Linked DNA regions of Homo sapiens: region 2 is linked to region 1. A link is an interaction called in ENCODE POLR2A ChIA-PET data of the cell type or tissue named here. Cell type or tissue: PC-9. All regions are shown on one strand. Links, peaks and the distances in the headings refer to the core of each region. The heading gives the core; the rest is flanking DNA. Region 1 overlaps TMEM39B (transmembrane protein 39B). Region 2 overlaps HDAC1 (histone deacetylase 1).

Evidence for each region. Peaks named below come from ENCODE experiments on the same cell type or tissue, not always from the same donor. Only the 100,000 strongest peaks of a DNase experiment are listed, where the experiment ranks them.
Region 2: POLR2A ChIA-PET joins it to region 1 with 8 read pairs; 17 of 35 experiments call an interaction of 5 or more read pairs at or near these places.

The regions. Positions count from the first base shown.
Region 1 is chr1:32,098,046-32,103,418 of GRCh38, forward strand. TMEM39B (transmembrane protein 39B) reads left to right here. Exons shown (of 9, transcript NM_018056.4): 8 at 2,397-2,517; 9 at 4,386-4,818. The coding sequence ends at 4,628. Among named protein-coding and RNA genes, the nearest start is that of KPNA6, 7.3 kb to the right of the region's middle. In PC-9, for the core only: no CTCF peak of the experiment used is centred there; DNase peaks (open chromatin) are centred at 3,296 and 3,576; H3K27ac peaks cover 1,461 bases.
Region 2 is chr1:32,319,307-32,324,679 of GRCh38, forward strand. HDAC1 (histone deacetylase 1) reads left to right here. Exons shown (of 14, transcript NM_004964.3): 4 at 5,173-5,247. Among named protein-coding and RNA genes, the nearest start is that of MARCKSL1, 14 kb to the right of the region's middle. In PC-9, for the core only: no CTCF peak of the experiment used is centred there; a DNase peak (open chromatin) is centred at 2,655; H3K27ac peaks cover 1,397 bases.

The sequences.
Region 1 (5,373 bases), core at 235-5,234:
GAGTGCAGTGCTGCGATCTTGGCTCACTGCAACCTCCACCTTCCGGGTTCAAGCGATTCTCCTGCCTCAGCTTCCCGAGTAGCTGGGATTACAGGCCTGTGTCACCATGCCCCGCTAATTTTTTTTTGTATTTTTAGTAGAGACGGGGTTTCACCATGTTGGCCAGGCTGGTCTCGAACTCCTGACCTCAGGTGATCTGCACACCCTCGGCCTCCCCAAAGTGCTGGAATTACAAGTGTGAGCCACTGTGCCCAGCCAACTATTTTTTTTTTAAATGAGTGAGTCAGCAAGGCAAGAGCATTGGGTTGAGAAGGGGGCTGCTTACAGGCTGTGACTTGCAGTCCTCTGGTCCAGGCCCTTGGGATTCCTGGGAGATCTCACAGGACATTATAAGAAAGCTCACTGGGCCAGGTGCAGTGGCTCACGCCTGTAATCCCAGCACTTTGGGAGGCCAAGGCGGGCGGATCACGAGGTCAGGAGATCGAGGCCATCCTGGCTAACACGGTGAAACCCCGTCTCTTCTAAAAATACAAAAAAATTAGCTGGGCGCAGTGGCGGGCGCCTGTAGTCCCAGCTACTCAGGAGGCTGAAGCAGGAGAATGGCATGAACCTAGGAGGCGGAGCTTGCAGTGAGCCGAGATAGAGATAGCGCCACTGCAGTCTGGCCTAGGCGAAAGAGCGAGACTCTGTCTCAAAAAAAAAAAGAAAGCTCACCGGTCCTAGCATTTCATTCACATGCTCACTAGGGCCTCTCTGTGCCAGGCCTTGCGGCATGCTCTGAGGACACAGGGATGGATTAGATCCTCCCGCTCAAGGGCTCTCAGCCTAGTGAGGTATACAGATGGGAAATAAATAGATGACCAGCATTGGGGAATGTGGACTAGTAGCAGGAGATGCAGGGAACAGTTAAAGGATGCCAAATGGGCCAGGCACGGTGGCTCATTGCCTGTATCCTAGCACTTTGGGAGGCCAAGGCAGGCAGATCACGTGAGGTCAGCAGTTTGAGACCAGCCTGGGCAACATGGCGAAACCCCGTCTCTACAAAAAATACAGAAAAATTAGCCGGGCGTGGTGGCAGGTGCCTATAGTTCTGAGGCAGGAGAATCACTTGAACCCAGGAGGTGGAGGTTGCAGTGAGCCGAGCGCCACTGCACTCCAGCCTGGGCGGCAGAGTGAGACTCTGTCTCAAAAAAAAAAAAACACTCATAGGTTGGAATTGAACAATGAGAACACTTGGACACAAGGTGGGGAACATCATACACCAGGACCTGTGGTGGGGTGGGGTGGGGGAGGGATAACATTAAGAGAAATACCTAATGTAAATGACGAGTTAATGGGTGCAGCACACCAATGTGGCACATGTATACATATGTAACAAACCTGCATGTTGTACACATGTACCCTAGAACTTAAAGTTTTTTTAAAAAAATAAAAGGATGTCAAACTCTAGGGAGTTTGAGAAAGGCTTTGTGGAGGAACCTGGGTTTTGAAAGATGATGAAGAGCTTACCAGAAGGATTAGGCTTTGGGAAGGGCAATCCAATTGGAGGGAGCAGCTTAGGGAGAGACGTGAAGCAGTACAGAGTGCTGGAGGAACGAGAAACAGCATGAGCTGTGTGGTGAGGGTTGTGGGAAGCCACACAAGACCTCAGAGGCCATGTCAAATCCTTGGGGCCTTGACCCCAAGGGCACTAGGAAGCCTTCAAAAGGTTTTAAGCAGGACCAGGCGCTGTGGCTGACGCCTGTAATCCCAGCACTTTGAGAGACTGAGGTGGACAGATCACCTGACGTCAAGAATTCGAGACTAGCCTGGCCAACATGGTGAAACTCCATCTCTACTAAAAATACAAAAATTAGCTGGGCATGGTGGCAGATGCCTGTAATCCCAGCTACTCTTCAGGCTGAGGCAGGAGAATTGCTTGAACCTGGGAGGCGGAGGTTGCAGTAAGCCAAGATTGTGCCACTGCACTCCAGTCTGGGCGACAAGATCGAAACTCATTCTCAAAAAAAAAAGCCCACAAAGAGTTTTAAGCAGAGGGTGGTCAGGCTGAGCTTAGTATTTTACAAAGACCACTCAGACAACTGTGTGGTGGACCACTTGGAGGCAAGAGGTGAGACCAGATGAAGCAAAGGGACCCAGAGAGGAAGAAGGGTTCTCTCAACAGTCTCTTAGTAATTAATGTCAGCCCTAGACCACCTAACTCACAGTACAGTGAATTCCTCATGATTCTTACCCCATTTTACAGAGGAGGCAACTGAAACCCAGAAAAGGAAAGTCAGCGTGTCTAAGTGATAGAAATGGGAGTAGAGCCCTGGTGATTCCCTCCTGCCCATTCTTCTGGTATCCCTTTTGTGGGTGAGCTGGGGATAAGGGGCACCATTGAACTGTGCCCCCAGGTGGACTGAAGAATGCATGTGGCCGCAGGGCGTGCTGGTGAAGCACAGCAAGAACGTCTACAAAGCCGTAGGCCACTACAACGTGGCTATCCCCTCTGACGTCTCCCACTTCCGCTTCCATGTGAGTCTCCTCCCCGGGGAAGGAGGGTTGGGGCCTGAGAGGGTGGGAGGATCTGCAGGGCAGGAATGTGATGTCATTGCAAGAGAAAGCTATTTTCAGTATTTCCCCAATCCAAAGGAAGACAGTGCACACATGTAGCACAAGGACAGCCATATAAATTGTCACTTAATAACTGCAGCTCGGCCGGGCATGGTGGCTCACGCCTGTAATCCCAGCACTTTGGGAGACCAAGGCAGACAGATCACCTGAGGTCAGGAGTTCAAGACCAGACCAGCCTGGTCAACATGGTGAAACCTCGTCTCCACTAAAAATACAAAAATTAGCCAGGTATGGTGGCGGGCGCCTGTAATCCCAGCTACTCGGGAGGCTGAGGAGGGAGAACCACTTGAACTCAGGAGACGGAGGTTGCAGTGAGCCGAGATCATGCCACTGCACTCCAGCCTGGGCAACAGAGCAAGACTCATTCTCAAAAATAAATAAATAAATAACTGCAGCTCATTTGGTTGTAGATCTTTGAGAACATTGGACAGAGGGAGAGAAGATGATACAGTAAAAGAAGGGGCTCTTGGCAGTGAAAGACAATACTGTCTTCATTTGTTACTGTGTGCCAGGCATGTCGTTAAGCACTCTCCATGTACCTTCCTACTCAGCCTTACCCTGAACCTTGTACGTGAAAGATATGCTAGGGTTATCTCTGTTTTTAGATACTGAAATCAGCTAAGAGAGTTTAACTTGTTAAAGGGTGCCTTCTTGGGAAACTTGAGAACCTAATGGTAATGACTCATGACTTAGCTATGGAAAGGGCTGCTCAAAATTATCTAAACTAGTGATCTCTATTTTTTTTTAAATTTCACTATGAAATCCCCTCCCCCCCTTTTTTAAAAAAAACAATCAGAGGCCAAAATCCAATATATGGGACATCCTGGCACTGCTCTGTTTGGAGGAGTTAGAACCCCCTTCACTTCCTGCTCACCCCCGCTGTAACTCCTAAAGGATCCCCTTGAAACCTGGGGCTCTAAGGAACACAGCATGAGAAATCACTGACCTAGACTGATGTCTTCATTTCACAGTTGAGACATCCAAGCCCCAGAGAGGAAAGGGACTTGACCAAAGTATTGCAGCCTGTTAGGTGCAGAGCTGAGCCTGATATCCTGGTCTCTTGGCCTCCCATTTCCTACCACTTCTCCTGTCCTGTAAGCAGCTCTTGAGATTTAGGTACCTTGGCCCCTGTGGAATCAAAATCCCTAGACACTGTGCACTCTTTTGAACTCATCAGAGATTTTTTTTTAGTCCCTACGTTCTACCTTGCTGTTGAGAGTGAGCTGTTGCCATGTCCCTTGGCAGCTTCCAGCCTAGCTAGGGATGTACCTATGAAGTAGTAGGTAATTCAGGCTGTAGAGTCTGTAATAACTTTCCATGCCTATGTCATAGGATTCTAATTTGTTCAGGCCCAGCAATACCCAGGAGATGACATTAAAAGGTGTTGATTTTATTGAGGGTCAGTGGATGAGGGAGAAAAAGTTTTCAAAAATTAAAAAAAATTTTTTTAAAGGTGTTGACTTTAGACCACAAAAAGAGTTTGAGAGAGCAAGCAGAACCTGTCAAGAAAGACTTCCTAGGGGAGGTAGAAGTTGAACAGGATCTTAGATGACTTACATCAGAAGCAGCAGTCCTATCAGGAGGAATACCACAAGCAAAGGCAGATGAGGTGGCAAAGTCCACATCCAACCCCAGAAAGTCTTCTTCCCCACCCATGTCTGCATGGGGCCCCAGGAGGCTGTCCCCTTCACTGGCCCACCCAGAACCCCCATCCAGGAGGAAGATTTCTGGAGCACACCTTTTAGCCATGCCCACCCGCTTCCGGGCAGTTCTTTTTCAGCAAACCCCTGCGGATCCTCAACATCCTCCTGCTGCTGGAGGGCGCTGTCATTGTCTATCAGCTGTACTCCCTAATGTCCTCTGAAAAGTGGCACCAGACCATCTCGCTGGCCCTCATCCTCTTCAGCAACTACTATGCCTTCTTCAAGCTGCTCCGGGACCGCTTGGTATTGGGCAAGGCCTACTCATACTCTGCTAGCCCCCAGAGAGACCTGGACCACCGTTTCTCCTGAGCCCTGGGGTCACCTCAGGGACAGCGTCCAGGCTTCAGCCAAGGGCTCCCTGGCAAGGGGCTGTTGGGTAGAAGTGGTGGTGGGGGGGACAAAAGACAAAAAAATCCACCAGAGCTTTGTATTTTTGTTACGTACTGTTTCTTTGATAATTGATGTGATAAGGAAAAAAGTCCTATTTTTATACTCCCAACAAGCCTGTGTCCTGTGGTTCTTTTCCTTCGTGTGTGTGAGACCTATTACAGAGGTGTGGGATTCTGGTTTAGGAAGCCCCAACATGTGGCTTCTGAAGCCTCTGTGGGTACTGCCTTCTTCAGTAGAGAGGAGATGAGAAGGCACTGGAGGCCACGGGAGCAGTGATAGCTACTGCGAACTGAATGCTCACTGTGTGCCAGATGCTGCTCTGTGTGTATTTCAGGCCTTGCCTTAATCTAACTTTTATGACAACCCTAGGAGGAAAGTGCTATCACTCCAATGGATGAAGAACTGGAGCTCAGAGAGTTATAGTGACTTGCCCGTAGTAACACAGCTAGGAAGTGGTAGAGCTGGACATAAAACCTCTGAAAGGCCGGGCACAGTGGCTCAAGCCTGTAATCCCAGCACTTTGGGAGGCCGAGGTGGGCAGATCACTGAAAGCCAGGAGTTCGAGACCAGCCTGGCCAAGATGGCAAAACCCCATCTCTACTAAAAATATAAAAATTAGCCAGGTGTGGTGGCGCATGTCGGTAGTCCCAGCTACTTGGAAGGC
Region 2 (5,373 bases), core at 286-5,285, 220 kb after region 1:
AGAATAAGCCTCTCTAAGAACTTCAGAGTACCTCACTGAGTTGATTTGTAGGGTTATGGAGGGTCAGAGTAGACAGAGACTTTAGATGTCACTTAACACAGTGCTTTATAACCTGGGGTATCTACCAAGACAGTAATGAGCCCTTTTTAAAAAAAGAATTATTTTTATTTTTATTCTTGTTTTTAGAGATGGGGTCTTGCTTTGTCATCCAGGGTACAGTACAGTGGCAAGATCATAGCTCACTGCAGCCTCAAATTCCTTAATCCTTAACTTGCCCTTTTAGAATATGTACCAATATCTAACCTAGGCGCTGGACATGGTAGCATGCACCTGTAATGCCAGTGCTTTGAAGGGCAAGGCAGGAGGGATAGCTTGAGGCCAGGAGTTCAAGACCAGCCTGGGCAGCATAGTGAGACCCCCATCTCTTATTTTATCTTAAAAAAATAAAAATAAAAAATTAGTTGTGTATGGTGGCACATGCCTGTGATTCTGGCTACTCAGGAGCCTGAGGCAGGAGGATCCCTTGAGCCCAGTTCAGGGCTGCATTGAGGTATGGTCTCATTTCGCCACCACACTCCAGCCTGGGCAACATAGCAAGAACTCGTCTCAATAAAAAAAAAACACACATGGCCAGGCGTGGTGGCTCATGCCTGTAATCCCAGCACTTTGGGAGGCCGAGGTGGGCGGATCACGAGGTCAGTACATCGAGACACCATCCTGGCTAACACGGTGAAACCCCGTCTCCACTAAAAATTTACAAAAAATTAGCCGGACGTGGTGGCAGGCGCTTGTGGTCCCAGCTACTCGGGAGGCTGAGGCACCAGAATGGTGTGAACCCGACAGGCGGAGCTTGCAGTGAGCCGAGATCACGCCACTGTACTCCAGCTTGGGCGACAGAGCGAGACTCCTTCTCAAAAAGAAAAAAAAAAAAACCCACACACACACAAAAACATCCCACACACCTAATCTAGGAAGTTATGCTTATGATAAGATCGAGTAAATCAGGTTTCCTTGCTTGTGGCTGAAATGTAATAAACCCTTTCTGGTCACTTTGAGAGCCTTGACCAGAAGTTCTGACCTAATATTTAGCAAGTGAAAATGGGAACACAAATAAATGCATTTAGGGGGCTTTTGGTGAAAACATGATAAAAGGGATTGGTAAAAAATTGGGAGACATTCTCATCCATTTTACAGACATGTAAACTTTCCCAGTCACACAGCAAGGTGATGGTAGAATGCAGAATGGAACTCTAGTCCCCCAATTCTGTAGTTTTAAAAAATATAGTGTATATAAAATATTTTAGATACACAGGCCAGGCAGGGTAGCTCATGCCTGTAATCCCAGCACTTTGGGAGGCTGAGGCAGGTGGATCACTTGAGGCCAGGAGTTTGAGACCAGCCTGGCCAGCGTGGTGAAACCCTGTCTCCACCAAAAGTACAAAAATTAGCCATGTGTGGTGGTATATGCCTGTAATCCCAGCTACTCGGGAGGCTGAGGCATGAGAATTGTTTGAACCTGGAGGGCAGAGGTTGCAGTGAGCCAAGATCGCGCCACTGCACTCCAGCCTGGGCGACAGAGCAAGACTCCATCTCAAAAAAAAAAAAAAAAAAAAAAAACAGAAAAAGAAAAAAACATATTTTAGACACACACAAAAAGCATCAAAAAATAATATAATGCACTTTGGGAGGCCGAGGCGGGCAGATCACGAGGTCAGGAGATCAAGACCATCCTGGCTAACACAGTGAAACCCCATCTCTACTAAAAATACAAAAAATTAGCCGGGTGTGGTGGTGGGTGCCTGTAGTCCCAGCTACTTGGGAGGCTGAGGCAGGAGAATGGTGTGAACCCAGGAGGCGGAGCTTGCAGTGAGCTGACATTGCGCCACTGCACTCCAGGCTGGGCAACAGAGCAAGACTCTGTCTCAAAAAAAAAAAAATAATAATAATAATATAATGAACATCCATGTGTGCCCAATACCCAGCCTGAGAAAGAAAACATTATCAATACAGTTGATGCCCCCTTGGGCATCTTTCCTTGATCACATACCCTTTCTCTCCCACTCCCCCAGCCCCCCACCCCATTACCAGCACTGCCAAGGTATAAGCACTATCCTGAGGTTAGTGTTTAATCTTCCCATCTCTTTGCAATGAGCATTTGACTGCCTTCTCTGCCTACGTCTGCTTCCACCTCTCACCCAGTATTGCTTCCCTTTAGTCTAAAGCTAGTGTGAGAATGAGAAAAGCGTTTATAGCAGAAAGAGAGAAAACCCATGGAAAAGTCTTCCCTACCCTCACAGATTAGCTCACATGAGTATCTGCTCTTCCATTTGCCCCCTTTCCATCTCTAATCACATAGCTTATTGACTAGGAATAAAAGGGCTGGTCATTTGAGCTACATGTTGGTTTGGTGCCTGAAGAAAAATATTTTTTTTTTTCTCACGTCCAAAACACCCATTCCTTCCCATGGAGGCTCCATATCCCAAATAAGAGTATAAACAAAGCTTTGGAAACGCAGGCAGGCCAAACTCTGTGCAGGAGGAAGTGGCCAGAGAGGGAAATCAGTTGCCAATGGATAAACAGCCGGGGCCCAGGGACCAAAGTTCTTATTTACACAGCCTCCCAGTGTTTACCCAGGAAGTGAGGAAGAGACCCACCCGCTGCACACTCCCTCATGCAGCCATGCTTCTTCCTCAGAGCACCGGATCTTGGCACCCTCCAAGTTTAGTGCAGAACCAGAGCTGGTAACTCTTGTGGTTATTGTAGATCTTGAGCTTCAACTGTGTCTTGAGATTTTACCAGCACAATCCAAACTGAGCTCTTCTGCTCTCACCCCAGGGCTGCTCCTTCCTCTACTTTTGGAAATCTTGATAACAGTGGGTACAGTAGAAGGCTGGGCAAGAGAATAAGTATGCAGCCCCACACCTCCTGCCTCTGACTTCCTGTAGCTCATTGATGTCTCAGCAGTTACTTTTTTTTTTTTTTTCTCCTGAGATGGAGTCTCGCCCTGTCACCCAGGCTGGAATGCAGGGGTGCAATCTTGGCTCACTGCAACCTCCACGTTTTGGGTTCAAGTGATTCTCCTGCCTCAGCCTCCTGAGTAGCTGGGATTACAGGCACATGCCTGGCTAATTTTTGTATTTTTAGTAGAGACGGGGTTTCTCCATGTTGGCCAGGCTAGTCTTGAACTCGTGACCTCAAGTGATCCACCTGCCTTGGCCTCCCAAAGTGCTGGGATTACAGGTGTGAGCCACCGCGCCCGGCCAGTAGTTACCTTTTCTGTAAGAGGAGATTTGGAGCTATAAAGTTCCTCTAGGTCTGTGAGTCTACAGCCTCCAGGTGTGCTTTCCTTCCTGTTTTCATTTCATTTGCCTTATTGTTTGCATATGTTTCCACATTATGTACTACTTGGTACTTTTACCCCATTAGGCCCGAAATAACTTTACTCCACTTGTCACTGTGAATGTAGCAGTAAGACACTGGGCTACGGGAGTCAAGACACCGGGACCCTGATTCTGGTTCTGCTACTGCCTGGTTTTATAACCTTGGGCAAATCACTTAACTTCTCGGTATCTGTTTGTTCCTCCGCACAGTGGGGTTGATATCTGGCTTGTCCAGCTCATAGAGTTGTTGTGAGGATCAAATGAGGTTGTATATGTGAAAGGACTTGGAAAAGGGCCGGGATATATTTTCACAGGCTTTTAAGACAGACAGGCTGGCTGGGCACGGTGGCTTATGCCTGTAATCCCAGCACTTTGGGAGGCCGAGGCGGGCGGATCACAGGGTCAGGAGTTTGAGACCAGCCTGGCCAACATGGTGAAACCCCGTCTCTACTAAGAATGCGGAAATCAGCCAGGTGTGGTGGCAGGTACCTGTAATCCCAGCTACTCGGGAGGCTGAGGCAGGAGAATGGCTTGAAACTGGAGGGCAGAGATTACAGTGAGCCAAGATCACTTCACTATACTCCAGCCTGGGCAACAAGAGCAAAACTCCGTCTCAAAAAAAAAACAGACAAACCAAAGCTTGAGGCTTGCATACTGCTTCTGCCATTTACTAACAGCTCACCTCTCTGAACCTGTTTCCCTACTTATTTATTTATTTATTTTTTTGAGACAGGGTCTCACTCTTGTCTCGCCCAGGCTGGAGTGCAGTTGCGCGATCTCAGCTCACTGCAACCTCTGCCTCCCGGGTTCAAGTGGTTCTTGTGCCTCAGCCTCCCAAGTAGCCGGGATTACAGGCAGCTGCCACCACACCTGGCTAATTTTTATGTTTTTGGTAGAGATGGGGTTTCTCCATGTTGCCCAGGCTGGTCTTGAACTCCTGGCCTCAAGTGGTCCTCCTGCCTTAGCCTCCCGAAGTGCTGGGATTACAGGTGTGAGCCACTGTGCCAGGCCTTGTTTCCCTACTTATAAGATGGGACCAAATCTTACCTCAGAAGCTTGTGTGAAGATGAATGATCTCGGGTATTTAACGCATGTAGCGCAGTGTCTGGCGTGTTGTACGTGCGCAGTGAACGATAGTTCTCTGGGTCTCTGTTCTTGCCCCTTGTTTGTCAGCTGGCGTGAGGGCCAGAGGATAAGTTTTTCTCCCTCAAGAAACGAACCAACATTTTCCAAGTTGCTAACTGCTTCTCCATATTAGATTTTTGTTAATTTTCTGACCAGTGGGTGAGGTGGGATATCAGTTTTGCTTGTTATAGATAATGGGCTAAGACCAGGTGTGATGGCACATGCCTATTGGGAGGCCAAGGCAAGAAGACTGCATGAGGCCTAGGGAACATAGTGAGGCTCTGTCTCTAAAAAAAAAAAAAAGAAAAAAAAATTAGCTGGGTATAGTGGCATGCACCTGTAGTCCAAAGTACTTGGGAGACTGAGGTGGAAGGATTGCTTGAGCCCAGGAGGTGAGGGTCAAAGCTGCTGCACATGAGCCATGTTTGTGCCACTGCACTCCAGCATGGGCAACAGAGCAAGCCCCTGGCTCTAAAAAATAAAAAAATAATAATGGGCTAAAGCTCAAAGATGTTAAACAACTTGATGCAGTCATACAGCCAGGAAGTAGAGCCTGGACTAGAACCCACACCTCCTGAATTTAAATTCTGTGTTTTTTTCCATCAGCTCATAAATATGTAAACTAAAGGAAATTGTGGAAACTAACCTTTTGCTTATTTCTTTCAAGTCAACGTTGGTGAGGACTGTCCAGTATTCGATGGCCTGTTTGAGTTCTGTCAGTTGTCTACTGGTGGTTCTGTGGGTAAGGAATATTCATCTTCTCCCCAGGGGTAGACTGGGTTGTTCTAGTGAGGTCTGCCTTTTAGGCTGCTATCCTAGTTGGCTGATCTGAAACCATGTAGAATGGTCCTGTGGTTTTTACTGAAGT